2 separate regions of the Mus musculus genome follow, and region 2 is linked to region 1. A link is a loop called in an ENCODE intact Hi-C map of the cell type or tissue named here. Cell type or tissue: left cerebral cortex. All regions are shown on one strand.

Evidence for each region. Peaks named below come from ENCODE experiments on the same cell type or tissue, not always from the same donor. Only the 100,000 strongest peaks of a DNase experiment are listed, where the experiment ranks them.
Region 2: it touches region 1 in a loop (10-fold over the local background); 7 of 42 quality-filtered maps call a loop at or near these places.

The regions. Positions count from the first base shown.
Region 1 is chr7:44,037,745-44,045,744 of GRCm38, forward strand. It overlaps a transcript of Klk1b21 not described here and the pseudogene Klk1b19-ps. Among named protein-coding and RNA genes, the nearest start is that of Klk1b27, 11 kb to the right of the region's middle. In left cerebral cortex, no CTCF peak of the experiment used is centred here; a DNase peak (open chromatin) is centred at 4,532.
Region 2 is chr7:44,089,324-44,097,323 of GRCm38, forward strand. It overlaps a transcript of Klk1b21 not described here. Among named protein-coding and RNA genes, the nearest start is that of Klk1b21, 9.0 kb to the right of the region's middle. In left cerebral cortex, no CTCF peak of the experiment used is centred here; a DNase peak (open chromatin) is centred at 4,579.

The DNA.
Region 1 (8,000 bases):
TAGTCTCCCAACCAAAAAATGCCCAGGACCAGATGGGTTTAGTGCAGAGTTCTATCAGACCTTTAAAGAAGACCTAATTCCAACTATCCTCAAACTATTCCACAAAATAGAAACAGAAGGTTTACTACCCATGTCATTCTATGAAGCCACAATTACTCTGATACCTAAACCACACAAAGATCCAACAAAGAAAGAGAACTTAAGACCACTTTCCCTTATGAATATGGATGCAAAAATACTCAATAAAATCCTTGCAAACAGGATCCAAGAACACATCAAAACGATCATCCATCATGACCAAGTAGGCTTCATCCCAGGGATGCAGGGATGGTTTAATATATGGAAATCCATCAACGTAATCCACTATATAAACAAACTCAAAATCAAAAACAACATGATTATCTCATTAGATGCTGAGAAAGCATTTCACAAAATCCAACACCCCTTCATGATAAAAGTAATGGAAAGATCAGGAATTCAAGGCCCATATATAAACATAATAAAAGCAATCTGTAGCAAACCAGTAGCCAACAACAAACTAAATGGATAGAAACTTGAAGCAATCCCACTAAAATCAGGAACTAGACAAGGCTGCCCACTTTCTCCCTACCTATTCAATACAATACTTGAAGTCCTAGCCATAGCAATTCGAAAACAAAAGAAGATCAAGGGGATACAAATTGGAAAGGAAGAAGTCAAAATATCACTATTTGCAGATGATATGATAGTATATATAAGTGACCCTAAAAGTTCCACCAGAGAACTCCTAAACCTGATAAACAGCTTAAGTGCAGTAGCTGGATATAAAATGAACTCAAATAAATCAATGGCCTTTCTCTACACAAAGGATAAATGGACTGAGAAAGAAATTAGGGAAACAAAACTACCCTTCACAATAGTCACAAATAATACAAAATACCTCGGTGTGACTCTTACTAAGGAAGTAAAAGATCTCTGAACTTCAAGTCTCTGAAGAAAGAAATTGAAGAGGATCTCAGAAGATAGAAAGAACTCCCAAGCTCATGGATTGGCAGGATTAATATAGTCAAAATGTCTATCCTGCCAAAAGATATCTACAGATTCAATGCAATCCCCATCAAAATTCCAACTCAGTTCTTCACTGAGTTAGAAAGGGCAATTTGCAAATTCATCTGGAATAACAAAAAACCTAGGATGGCAAAAACTATTCTCAACAATAAAACAACCTCTGGTGGAATCACCATGCCTGACCTACAAAGCAATTGTGATAAAAACTGCATGGTACTGGTACAGTGACAGACAGGTAGATCAATGGAATAGAATTGAAGACCCAAAAATGAATCCACACACCTATGGTCACTTGTTCTTTGACAAGGGAGCTAAAACCATCCAGTGGAAAAAAAGACAGCATTTTCAACAAATGGTGCTGGCACAACTGGCAGTTATCATGTAGAAGAATGCGAATTGATCCATTATCTCCTCGTCCAAAGCTCAAGTCTAAGTGGATCAAAGAACTCCACATAAAACCAGAGACACTGAAACTTATAGAGGAGATAGTGGGGGAAAGCCTCAAAGATATGGGCACAGGGGAAAAAATTTCTAAACAGAACAGCAATGGTTTGTGCTGTAAAATCAAGAATTGACAAATAGGACCTCATAAAATTGCAAAGCTTCTATAAGGCAAAAGACACTGTCAATAAGACAAAAAGGCCACCAACAGATTGGGAAAGGATTTTTTCCAATCCTAAATCTGATACGGGACTAATATCCCATATATACAAAGAGCACAAGAAGCTGGACTCCAGAAATTCAAATAACCCCATTTAAAAATAGGGTACAGAGCTAATCAAAGAATTCTCAAGTGGGGAATACCAAAGGGCTGAAAAGCACTTGAAAAAATGTTCAACATCCTTAACCATCAGGGAAATGCAAATCAAAACAACCCTGAGATTCCACCTCACACCACTCAGAATGGGTAAGATAAAAAATTCAGGTGACAGCAGATGCTGGCGAGGATGTGGAGAAAGAGGAACACTCCTCCATTGCTGGTGGAATTGTAAGCTTGTACAACCACTCTGGAAATCGGACTGGCTGTTCCTCAGAAAATTGGACATAGTACTAGAAGATCCAGCAATACCTCTCCTGGGCATATACCCAGAAGATGTTCCAACTGGTAATAAGAACACATGCTCCACTATGTTCATAGCAGCCTTATTTATAATCCCAGAAGCTGGAAAGAACCCAGATGTCCCTCAACAGAGGAATGAATACAGAAAATGTACATTTACACAATGGAGTACTACTCAGCTATTAAAAACAATGAATTTATGAAATTCTTGGACAAATTGATGGATCTGGAGGATATCATCCTGAGTGAGGTAACCCAATCACAAAAGAAGTCACTTGCTATGCACTCACTGATAAGTGTATATTAGCCCAGAAACTTAGAATGCCCAAGATACAATTTGCAAAACACATGAAAAGTTTAAAGTTTGTCCAGTTGGTTTCCTGTCTTTCTTGGGGATTAAAGTTAAGTGATTGGATGAATCTCAGAAGAGACCTTGAACTTTAGATTTTTAAGGTTATTGAGACTGCTGTAGACTATGAGGACTTTAAAAGTTGGACTAAATGCATTTTGCATTATGCTATGTTTAAGTATGACCTCCCCATAGATTCATGTGTTTGAACAAGTGTATGGGGACCAGGGAGTGGAATGTCATGGTTTGTATATTCTTGGACGAGAGAGCGGCACCATTTGGAGATTTGACCTGGTTGGAATAGGTGTGTCACAGTGGGTGTGGGCTTAAGACCCTCACCCTAGTTGCCTGGAAGTCAGTTTTCCACTAACAGCCAATGGATGAAGACATAGAACTCTCAGCCCCTCCTGCACCATGCCAGCCTGGATGTTGCCATGTTTCCACCTCGATGGTAATGGACTGAACCTCTGAACCTGTAAGCCAGCCCCAAATAAATGTTGTTTTTTATAAGACTTGTCATGGTGTCTGTTCACAGCAGTAAAACCCTAACTAATATACCACATGAGTCTCCTATGGCAAGAAAAATGTTCTGATCATAGAGTTAAAGGTAAGAGACATCAGAATGATTGACTCCAGCTAGGCCTGACCCTATACTAGAAGCAGAAGAGATGATAAACAGTCAGACACTGTGAATTCAGGCTGCCTAACTGGGTTTCTTGAGTTGGGCTGGGATGTTATATTAATAAAGCCTTAACTCGCTGGAGAAGAGTCTGTCCACAGAAGGGCAATGGACTGCCCCAAAGGCTAGGCTGCAGTGTCTCAACCAGGGGACACTGGATGGGATTTCTTTGGTAGGGCTGGACCAAAGGATGAAGAGTGACTTAGAATCATGTCCTGTGGGGCAGAGAATCACCCATCTTGGGAAAAGGGCCACACTGTTCATGCTGCTTGTGTCCAAACCAGTGTTTGCTCAGAGGGACAGAGGAGCATCTGAGAGGATTGGAAGATTCCAGAGGAGAGTCCCGGCCAATATTCAGTCAGAAAGGAGTGGGCCCTAGCGAGTAGTTCTGGGCTTGCCACCCGTGTCCCAAGGGTACTACCTGCTCTCAGGGGAAGTATGGGACCGAAATGGAGGTCTGATGGAAACTGAGCCACAGGGTGGAGGTATCTGGCCATGGGGACTCATCAGTGTCCTGAGAAGTTGACAAGTCCCTCTGTTGGAGAGCCCCGTGGTAGTTCACAAAATTGTTTACATCAGAAAACTTCTGGGTGGGCTCCAAGTTCCTGTTCAAAATGGACTGTTGCGCAACTGCAATGAGTGGTGTCAGGAGTCCCAATGGAAGTAGCTGAGCCCCCACTCCATGAAAGGTGTACTGCAGCTGCTAATCCCCACTTGGTTGAGGAAAGGCAAAGTCCCCGTGGGTACTAGACACAGAGTCCCACCCCAAGCCTCAGTTTGATCTTGGAGGTTGACCCCCTTTTCTCGGCTCCATCCCTGCCCTGCCCAGACACCGCCTTTCCATCTGAGGCCCTGCCCTTCAATCAGAGGTCATGCCCACACCATCCTACAGCATCAAGACCATGGCACACCAGCACAGGTAAAAGGCCAGCTTGTAGGATACCTGTGACCTCAGGCCCAGCCTATTGCAGTTAACTACAAAGAGAGTCAGGCTGAGAAGAATCAGGAGCCGTGCACTGGAGTGGGACCAGAGAAGGACAGAAGGCTAGACAGGGAACACCACAACCCCCAAAACGAGAGAGACAGAAACAAACTCCCTGACTTGCCACAAGTAGATACACACACACTCACACTCACACACACACACATACACTCACACACAGGACAAATGGGTACATACTCAGAGGGGAATATAAACTAGGAGACAAGGCATCAGTCACAATAGTGGGCAAAAGCTTTTAATTCCAGGTACTTATGATGCTGAGGCAATTCAAAGACAGCATGGACTAAAGAGTGAGACCACAGCCAGCCCAAGAAAGATATAGAGACACCCCTCTACCTCAGAGCTGCAGAATTGGAAATCTAGGCACACCTCTGGATAAGAGAAATCTCGGGGTTGGTGGAGGATCCGAGTTACCCCTGTCCTTGCCAATACTTACCAATGCCAATGCTGAGGAAACTGAAGATGAAGTCTATTTTGTTTAGCTGGTGGCAGACGGGTAGAAAGGAGAGGAATATGGTGGGCAGGAGGACGAGGCATAGTGCCAGGACCAGAAATATGAAGCCTTTGCTCATATGAATGTAACCTGGGAAGGAGAGTCAGAGATATAACTGCAGTTACCCCCATCTCTCTCTCTACCTCACTCTCTCACTCTCTTGCTCTCTCTCTTCTTTCTCTCACACCCTGAGAAACCCAAAATAAGTAATGTAGCAATTGGGGAGGAGTGCCTTTTCAAGGCTGTGCCTGAGCAGTATATAGACACATGGATCTTATCTCAAAATACAAGCTACAGGCAGTCCAGAGGTCCTGGTGTTGGGTCTTAGTTATCAGAATGCTTGCCTAGCTGTGAGCATCCTGCATTTCACCCTGAGCACTGTGCTGAACTGAATCTGGAAGCCCATGCCTAGGATCCCTGCACTTGGGAGGAGGATCAGAAAATCATGGTTGTCCAAATCTACACATTGAGCTGGAGGCCAGCCTGGGCTACATGAGACCCTGTCTCAAACAAGGCAGAGGAAGGGAATGTACCTCACTACCTGTCTAGAATCCATGGGACAATAAAGGGCAGGGCATGGTACAGAGGTAGAGCACCTGCCTAGAGTCCTCCAATGACATTCTTCTGGGGATGTGTCTCAGTGGTAGAGACCCTGTGGCCTGTGTGTGAAAGGCTCTGGGATCTGCCTTCAGCAACCCCAACACCCGCCCCCGCCCCCACCCCCAGCCCCCCAAAAAGAGAAGAAAAACATCACCTTCACAACATTAATAAAATCACTACCTAGAAATTCTAAACTAACTCTATTGCCACTCATAAAGTTACCCACCATCAGTGATGCCCTTACTGTGAACCTAACCTACACCCCCAGAGAGACTTCTGTGAGAATGCCAGTGGCCCTCCCCCACAGTCACCTCTACAACCCAATAGAAGAACCCCCCATTCTATGTATACACTAACCAGTAAACAGGCCCATGTTGGGACACGTATACCCAATACAGTCAATCCAGAGGCCAATGAAACCAGTGTACTAATTTTCAATAGGCCATCTGCACATCCACCATGCTGAACACCAACAAAGTTGCCAGGAAGATGGAGATGAGGGACCAGACATGTAGGACCAACTATCCTTCCTCCTCCCAGGAATAGAACAGGTCAACCCCTGAGTCAGAGGCTTGCCTAGATGCCACACTAGAGCCTTAGGCTGTCCAGCATCTGCCAGCCTCCAGCTGTATTTTCCATATCCAGACAACTGGTCCCCCATCTTCCCAAGTCACACAGTTTCTACCAAAACTTTCTCTTCTTAAATTGGCTTGTAAGCTCAGATGGGTTACCCCTCCCTTTCTGGTGTGGGGAGAATGCCTGTGTCACTTCTCGCTGGCTTTTTGGTTTACTCTCATTTTTGGAGAAAGGGTCAGTTGGCAGACACTAGACTTGGACAAGAAGTATCTTTATCAGTCACTCCAACATTGGCAGCATCTCTCACTGAATGGAGACTTCCTATTTAGGCTAACATGAATGTCCAGCAAACCTCAAGGGAATCCTCCTGTTTCCACCTCCCCAGCTCTGGGGTTATCATCACATAGCATCACACCTGACGTTTTCCCTGTGTTCTGGAGGGTTCAGCTCAGGTCCTAATGCTTGCATGGCCAATCCTGTAGGAACCAAGCCATCTCCTGCCCATCTCTTGGAAATAAGTTCTGAGTTAGTGTCTCATGATATAGCCCAGGCTTGTCTTCATCCATGGCAATCCCTCTGCCGCAGCCTGCTGTGTTACAGAGAAGTGTGTCTATCTATGCATGGCTTGCCAAGATTTCCTGTTTCCAATGCTGTGCCTTGTCCTGCTCTTCCCCCTCATCCCTCCCTCCCTGAGCCTGAGGCTCCTGTCTCCTCTCTCCAGAGCCCCATTGCACAGCTCTAGTACCCACTCTGGCATGAAACACCAAAAGTCCCCAATGCCTAACCCTAGTACCTCACATAAGTGTGTCTTCATCTCTGCTTCACAGTGGCCTAACTTGCTCCAACTATGTTTCCACTCCTGTCTTGGGGCTTCCTCCAAGAGAACCCTGAGCCTCTCCAATACCCAGATCACTTGACTACCTCCACAGTAAGCAGTGCCTTTCTGTCACAGACACCCAGAATTTCCTTCTTTCACTGCTTGTCCCATCTCAAACTTCTTTCTTAGGGAGCCCCACCCCTCTTAGATGTCATCTCTACCACAGATCCTAAAATGAGCCCACGCCCTGGCCTTGACCCTGCTGCCCCTTTGCTCTGGACACCCTCATTCTCTCCATCCCAGCTGCCACTTCATGCCCAATCCAAGAAACCCAAAATCAACCCCAAGCACCCTTTCCTGGATTCATTTTTTCATTGAAATCCAGTTTTCTGACACCTCACCTTCCAGAATTCCCAAAACCCAGCCAAGGCTGTGACTTCTTCTTAAACCTTGGAAATTCTAAATTCCATATCAGAGGATATCATTCTCATTGGACTAAGAATAAACTGGAATTCTCTCTCTCTCTCTCTCTCTCTCTCTCTCTCTCTCTCTCTCTCTCTCTCTCTCTCTCTCTCCTAGCCACCCCTTAACCCAAAACTATAAAGTGACCTTACATTATACCCAATTCCTGATTCAAGAGTTCTTTCTGTCCCCACAGCATCGATCTCCCTATCCAGGACCAGCCATATACTGGTCCCTACTCCAGATTTCCTGGCCATGTCCCCAGATCCCAGCCCTGCTTAGCTGTGTCCCCCAATGGTACACCTTCCTATATGTGCCAACTCTCCCCTCCCTCATTGCTCCTGTTGCAGATGCTGCACCTCCTGTCCAGTCTCGAATAGTTAGAGGATTTAAATGTGAGAAGAATTCCCAACCCTGGCATGTGGCTGTGTAACACTACAATGAACACATATGCGGGGGAGTCCTGTTGGACCCCAACTGGGTTCTCACAGCTGCCACTGCTATGAACAGTGAGTAAGCTTGGAGACAGAAAAGCAGATTGGCAGCCAGAGATCATGACACCAGGCCAGGCTGGGGTACTGAAGGGCAGTGGGGTGGGACTTGACATCCATGACTTCTTGGGTGTCTCTTTCCTCCTGAATCTTGATTTGTGTTCAGAGTCCTGTTTCTATCTTTTCTGTCTTTTTTTTTCACTTTTCCTTTCCTGTTTATTTTTCTTTTTCTTTCTTTTTTTAATTTTTAATATTTTTTATTACGTATTTTCCTCAATTACATTTCCAATGCTATCCCAAAAGTACCCCATCCCCCCCCCACTTCCCTACACACCCATTCCCGTTTTTTTTTTTTTTGGCCCTGGCATTCCCTTGTACTGGGGCATATAAAGTTTGTGTGTCCAATGGGCCTCTCTTTCCAGT
Region 2 (8,000 bases), 52 kb after region 1:
CCACACTGGTTCCTCAGTCTTCCAAGTAATGGGTAGAGCTCCCTCAGTGGCCCCTAGGAAAAACCCAAACCGGCTCAGTCATTCTTCCTCTCAAACGGTATCAGGGATAGCCTACCTTTAAATGGCGACCCAAACCTTTACCAGGCTTATATCCCGAATGCAACATCATTCGCTGGGTTTGGGTGCTATATGGTCCTTCATTGGTCAGTTTAAAACCCATCTTTTTCATCAAACCATGTCCCCATAATGAAATAGGGACGGGCAGCACATAGGGCTGGAAATGCCCTGAATGCCCTTCCTTGTCACACCAACTTAGATGGTGAGAACTCATTTCTGGCATCTGAGCATATCCAAGTCCTCTCAGGGTTTGCTCTGATCGCTGACTTGGCCAACCAGAGGGCCAATCCTTGACGCTGATGATACTGTGATCTGCGCCAGTGTTCAACAGCCCAGAAATAGATTTTCCCTCTATGATAAGCTGCAATAAAGGTCTTTCATCTAAATCTAGGGAGCAAAAATTGGCAGAAGTGCCAGTAGAGCCAAATCTCTTGTCCCCTCTTTCTTCCTCCTTAGCTGGGAACTGTGAATGACAACTAGGTAATAAAAGCAACTGAGCTATGTGATCTCTGGGGGAGATGGCTACTATGCCCATAGGTGAAGAGACCATGATCTTGACTTGTCCTATATAATCTGAATCTATGACTCCAGGATGGACTATCAGGCCCTGCATTGTTACAGAGCTCCTTCTTAAGATCAACCCTACTGTATCTGCTGGTAGAGGGCCTTTGAAATCTGAATCCATCAGCTGGACTCCCATGGGGGGGGGGTTAATAAGAGTAGGGTGGCAGAACTGAGGTTGAGCCCTGCGCTTCCTCTTGTGGCCCTTCTGGGTTGTTGCACTGCATTGGTGGTCTCAAATTAGGCCATCCCTCTGTGACTACCCCATATATTTGAGGGCCCTGAGGTCGGGGCCCCTGTCTCCCATTTTTTGGCCAAGTGCCGCAATCCTCGATTGGCTGCCCATGAATATCCTTCACTGAGCGACACTCATGGACCCAATGATTTCCCTTTTTACATTTTGGACAAAGTCCAGGTACCCGAGGCCGCTGGCCTCCTGTTCCAGTCTGTTGTGAGCATTGTCGCCTTATATGACCAGGTTGCCCGCATTTTAAACGGCCTGTATTCCTAGACCCATTCTTTCCTTGGGAGACCTGCACAACTGCAGCAGCCAGCCCTGCGTTAGTTAACGGGCCTCCTAGCTCTCTACAGATCCTCATCCATATCTCAAGCCCCTTATGTTCATATGGGTTAATGGCTTTTCTACATTCCTTTGTACATTGTTCAAAAATCAGCTGTTTCACTAATGGCATCACCGTATCAGGATCTCCAGACACACCCTCCCTGCCACTTCTACCACTCTGGCCACAAAGTCTGCAAACAGCTCCGTGGGTCCTTGAAGGATTTTTGTTAAATTACCACTAACCTCTCCCTTGTTAGGGAGGGACTTTCAAGCCTTAGTTCCTATTTTATTAATTTGTTCATAAACTTGTATAGGGTAGTTAATCTGTGCAGCGGCGAATCTTTCTTGACCTAATAACATATCCTGATCCCAGGCCGCTTGTCCTGCACTCGCGTTCTGAGTGGCCTGTTCACCTGAATATTCTATAAAGAATGTTTTCCAGTCAAGATAATGTCCAGAGGAAAGACAGGCTCGTGCCAGATTCTGCCAATCGCTAGGAGTTAGACAATAGTGATGCAGAGATTCAAGTTGAGCAATAACGAAAGCAGCACTGACCCTGTAGGCTCATACCCCTTCCGCCAGTCTTTGAATTACCTTCCAATCTAGTGGCTCATGGAATCAAGCTCCTTGAGCATCCTGGAAAACTGGGAAGCAATGAGCACTTAGCTTTCACCATGCTTCAGGATGCAAACTACGCCCTGTGGCACCTTCTGGAACATAACGCAGATGCCGGGAGCCAATGGCTGTACTTTTACTTTCACTTTTTCTAAACTGTCTGCTATGCTTTCCAAGTCATCTTCAGACATGTCCCCTTCGCTAGAATTGCTTTCGGCATCAGACTTCTGTGATCTCTCCTCTCTTACTTGGTTCAACGCCTCATTCCCCTTCTGCAGCTCAGCTCCATATCTTTCCTTGTCCTCTATACAGTTGCGAACTAACTTCCATACCGGTAGAACCATTTTTGTGAGGATTCCCTGTTCCTCTGCAAACTTCAAATCTTTACCTAACTTCTCCCAGCTTAGTCCAGTAAGGTGACCAGAGACTGGGAACCATGGGGCCACCTGATCTACTGCTTCCAGAAAATTTTCTAGGGCTTCCTTTTTTGGCCCAATGCCTTTTACCTTTAGGAGGTCTTTTAAGGCCTGACAAACAGAATGTCCTGATATTGTGTTTCCCATAGTGCTTGGTATAACTTTAATTGTCTCACTCTGAGAACCTCAATAGTTCCTAATCCTGGAACCTAATAGTCTCTAACCGAGAACTTGAATTGTCCCACTTACCTGGGAGCTTTCCAGCCTGCTACCCTGACTGCTGAGAGTTCTGGACTCGTCACATCCCCGTACGGGCCACCACTTGTCGCTACCATCTCCAACCAGGAGAAAAGAAGCGACGAAACTGACGTCCTTCTCAAGGCAGTTTATTCAGGAACTTCACAATGTGCAGGAAAAAGAATGCCCCGACCTCTCTCGGCCTTCCCCCTTTATCACCTCCAGTGCACTCCCCCTCACCCCAGTCCATGTAGGCACAGTTCATTGGCTCAGGACTACATTCATCACATCATCCGATCTTACGTCGTGGTGCATCTGCACAATGCAGCTCAAGGTACATGGCTTTCTTGGGGGATATGAGGAAGTCAGGTGCCAGTCATAAGACTTGGCAGCAGTCCCGGATACCATCTTGGGGCCACATCCACACCCGCTCCTCACATGCTAGTTAGCTGGAGCTAAGAAATTAGCAGTGATTATGAAGAGACCAGCACCGCAGAGGTGAAATCTTTTGGGAAGTGTTTTCTGGGAGCACAAAGAAGCTGTGTTCCAGAGATATCCAAGGTTGTACCTCATGCTGCAGCTGGATTTGGAAAGAATCACCCAGGTGGTACTGGTTTTGAAGGCATGAAGGTGTCATGAAGAACAGCTGAGGCTTGGCACTGTGAGAGGTCATGGAAAGCCATCGGAGAAGGTATAGCCTCAGCTGTAGTTGATGGCCCAGGAATGAAGGGGTCATACAAAGAATTTGAGGCTTGGCAACATGAAGAGAGACTATAAGAGGCTATTTCTGAATCCTAATTGGAGTGGAACACCCCAGTGTATGGGAGATGCCAGTACTATGGGATGATCACCAAGAACAGAAGCTGTAGTGGAGTGGATCAACCTGAGCTTAGAATGCTACAGAGGGCAGAGCTGGAGAAGTGATGCCAGCCCTTAGGGGGAGCCCAAAAGATCAAGTGGAATCCCAGACACTGAAACAAGAAGCTGTAACAATGAAATTGCCTTGGAGACTCAAAGATGTTAAAGATGCCAGAGCCACGGGATACATGCTGAGGAAAGCTACTAACAGGGAGAGTGGAACCAGCCCAGGAGAAAGCAGTTTGTTACAGTCAACAAAGATGAAAAAGGAGTGGAGATCTGAAGACCACTTTGACATCATCCATGGAGATACAGGGTTTGGAATTTGCCCAGCTGGTTTCCTGTCTTTCTTTGGTGATTACAGTTAAGTGATTGGATGAATCTCAGAAGAGACCTTGAACTTTGGATTTTTAACATTGTTGAGAATGCTATAGACTATGAGGACTTTAAAAGTTGGACTAAATGCATTTTGCATTATGCTGTTTAATTATGCCCTTCCCCATAGATTCATGTGTTTGAACAAATCTATGGGGACCAAGGAGTGGAATGTCATGTTTTTTATATTCTTGGACCAGGGAGTAGCACCATTTGAAGATGTGACCTGGTTGGAATAGGTGTGTCACTGTGGATGCGGGCTTAAGACCTCCACCCTAGTTGCCTGGAAGTCAGTCTTCCACTAACAGCCAATGGATGAAGACATAGAACTCTAAGCTCTGCCTGCGCCATGCCTGCCTGGATGTTGCCATGCTCCCACCTTGATGGTAACAAACTGAACCTCTGAATCTGTAAGCCAGCCCCAAATAAGTGTTTTTTTTTAATAAGACTTGCCTTGGTCATACTGTCTGTTCAAAAAAGTATGACCAAGAAAGACATAGAGACACCCCTCTACCTCAGAGCTGCAGAACTGGAAGTCTAGGCACACCTCTGGATAAGAGAAAACTCTGGGGTTGGTGGAGGATCCCCAGTCACCCCTGTCCTTGTCAACACTTACCAATGCCAATGCTGAGGAAACTGAAGAAGAAGTCTATTTTGTTCAGGTGGTGGCAGATGGGTCGAAAGGAGAGGAACATGGTGGGCAGGAGGATGAGGCATAGTGCCAGGACCAGAAATATGAAGTCCTTGCTCATGTGAATGTAAACTGGGAAGGAGAGTCAGAGAGATAACTGCAGTTACCCCATCTCTCTCTCTACCTCACTCTCTTGCTCTCTAGCTCTCTCTCTTATTTCTCTCACACCCTGAGAAGCCCAAAATAAATACTGTAGCAGCTGGGGAGGAGTGCCTTTTCAAGGCTGTGTCTGAGCAGTATAGAGGCACGTAGATCTTAACTCAAAATACAAGGTAAAGGCAGTCCAGAGTTCCTGGTGTTGGGTCTTAGTTGGCAGAATGCTTGCCTAGCTGTGAGCATCCTGCATTTCACCCTGAGCACTGTGCTGAGCTGAGTCTGGCAGCCCTCGCCTGGGATCCCTGCACTTGGGAGGAGGATCAGAAAATTATAGTTGTCCACAGCTACACATTAAGCTGGAGACCAGCCTGGGTCACATGAAATCCTGTCTCAAACAAGGCAGAGGACGGGAATGTGCCTCACTACCTGTCTAGAATCCATGGGACAATAAAGGGCAGAGAATGGTACAGAGGTAGAGCACCTGCCAAGAGTCCTCCAAAGACATTCTTCTGGGGATGTGGCTCAGTGGTAGAGACCCTGTGGTCTGTATGTGTAAGGCTCTGGGATCTGCCTTCAGCAACCCCAACACCCGCCCCTCCCCCCTCCAAAAAAGAGAAGAAAAACATCACCTACACAACATTAACAAAATCACTACCTAGAAATTCTAAAATAACTCTATTGCCACTCATAATGTTACCCACCATCAGTGATGCCCCTACTGTGAGCTCCAACCTACACCCCCAGAGAGACTCCTGGGAGAGTGCCAGTGGCCCTCCCCCACAGTCACCTCTACAACCCAATAGAAGAACCCCCCCCCCCCAGTCTATGTATACACTGACCAGCAAACAGGCCCATGTTGGGACACATATACCCAATACAGTCAATTCAGAGACCTATGAAGCCAGTGTACCGATTTTCAATAGGCCATCTGCACATCCACCATGCTGAACGCCAACAAAGTTGCCAGGAAGATGGAGATGAGGGACCAGCCATGTAGGACCAACTATCCTTCCTTCTCCCAGGAATAGAACAGGTCAGCTGGGAAAGGAGAAGGTTCTGGGGACCTGGATCTTTTCTCTGCTCTCTTGATGCATAAAAACCTTCATCCTCTTTCTCATTTCCTTTTCCCCCTCATCTACAACCTGTTCCCTGTGGAAGCTGTTTGAGCCTCATCTCCAGTACCACTTTAACTCTACCCATTCTCATACACTGTCCTCTTTTGATGCAGTACACCTATCTTAAACTCCAGCATGATCATGTATGCTTGACAACATACATAAGTGGTCAACTGCATGAATGAACTCACAAGTGCATGCTTCCTCTCTTGTCCTTTAGAGCAAAGAAGACTGGAGTTTTCAGAAGAACAGGGATACAGAGGCCGAGAGGTAGTGAACAATTGATTGCCAGCTCCTCACTTACCCTGGATTAGGGCTAGCCTGGCCATCATGGAGCTTACAGGGCACACATGAATACACGCAGGTCAAATATGCTAACTGCCATGAGAGCTGAAATAGTCTAGATGCTCAACAAGAGGGAATGGGTCCTGTCATGGGCCTGCCTCCAAGAGAACCCTGAGACTCTCCAATATCCAGATCATTTGCCTACCTCTAGAGGAAGCAGAGCCTGTCTGTCACAGACACCCAGAATTTCCTTCTCTCACTGCTTATCCCATCTCAAACTCCATTCTTAGGGAGCCCCACCCCTCTTAGATGTCATCTCCACCACAAACCCTAAAATGAGCCCACGCCCTAGCCTTTACCCTGCTCCTTTTACCTAGAAATTCCTCAATCTCTTCATCACAGCTGCCACTTCATGCCCAATCCAAGAACCCCCAAATCCACCCCAAGCTCCCTTTCCTGGGTTCATGTATTCATTCAAATCTAGTTTTCTGACACCTCACATTCCAGAATTCCCAAAACTCAGCCAAGACCGTGACGTCTTCTTAAACCTTGGAGACTCTAAATTCCATATCAGAGGATATCATTCTCATTGGATTAAGAATATACTGGAGTTCATTCTCTCTCTCTCTCTCTCTCTCTCTCTCTCTCTCTCTCTCTCATTCTCTCTCTTGCTTCCCCACCACTCTTTAACCCAAAACTATAAAGTGACCTGACACTATACCCGATTCCTGATTCAAGAGTTATTTCTGTCCCCACAGCATAGATCTCCCTATCCAGGACCAGCCATATAATGGTCCCTACTCCAGATCTCCTGGACATGTCCTGTGATTGCAGCCCAGCTTAACTGTGTCCCCCAATGGTACACCTCCCTACATGTGCCAAATCTCCCCTCTCCAATTGCCCCTGTTGCAGATGCTACACCTCCCATCCAGTCTTGTGTGGTTGGCAGATTTAACTGTGAGAAGAATTCCCAACCCTGGCGGATGGCTGTGTATCACAACAATGAACACAGATGAGAGGATGTCCTGTTGGACCCCAACTGGTTTCTCACAGCTGCCCACTCCTATGAAGAGTGAGTAAGGGTGGAGACAGGAAAGCAGGGTGGCAGCCAGAGATCATGACTCCAGGCCAGATTGGGATACTGAAGGGCAGTGGGGTTGGACTGGCTGAAAGTCTATCCATGACCTCCTGGGTCTCTCTTTCCTCCTGCATCTTGGTTTGTGTTCAGAGTCCTGTTTCTTTGTTTTCTGCCTTATTGTCTGTCTGTCTCCTGTCTGTATTCAAGTCTGAATGTCTCCGTGGTCATCTGTCACTGTGTGTCTCTGCCTTGGGACACTAGGCACACCTTTCTGGTTCTGGGTCTCATGTGTTCTCTTATATCACTATAGACCATAGTGGGGAAAAGACCTAAAGGGCCCCTGAGGATAGAGAGTGCTGTCCCTGAGGGTAGGCTGTGAGAGATGTCCTCACTCTCCTCAGAGCAGCTCTGCCTTTAGGACCTTCTGTCCACTCTGAGGACACACAGAGAAGGGCTGGTCAGAACTGGAGCTGGGTGAGGTAACTGAGTACAGAGAGAGCTGGATGATGAGGGATGAGTTGAGAGAGTTCTGACCTTGGGCTGCAGGCCAGGCCTTACCTGCTGGGGAAGTTCACCTGAAAAGCTCTCAGGTCTGTCCGGACTCCCTGCCCCCAATTCCCTTGTCTTCTGTTCCTTCTATGTCCCTCCTGCCTCTCTGACTCAATATGTATGTATGTATGTATGTATGTATGTATGTATGTATGTATGTATGTGTTTGTGTATGTATGTGCCTTTCTGTTTCTGTTTGTTTTTCTGTATTTATTTCTAGGTTGTGTGTGTGTGTCTGTGTGTGTGTGTGTGTAGGTGTGTGTGTGTGTGTTTGTATATGTATGTGCCTTTTTGTCTCTCTATTTGTTTTTCTGTATCTGTTTCTTTGAGAGAGAGAGAGAGAGAGAGAGAGAGAGAGAGAGAGAGAGAGAGAGAGAGAGTGTATGTGTATGTATGTACGTATGTATGTGCCTTTCTATCTCTCTGTTTTTCTGTATCTGTTTCT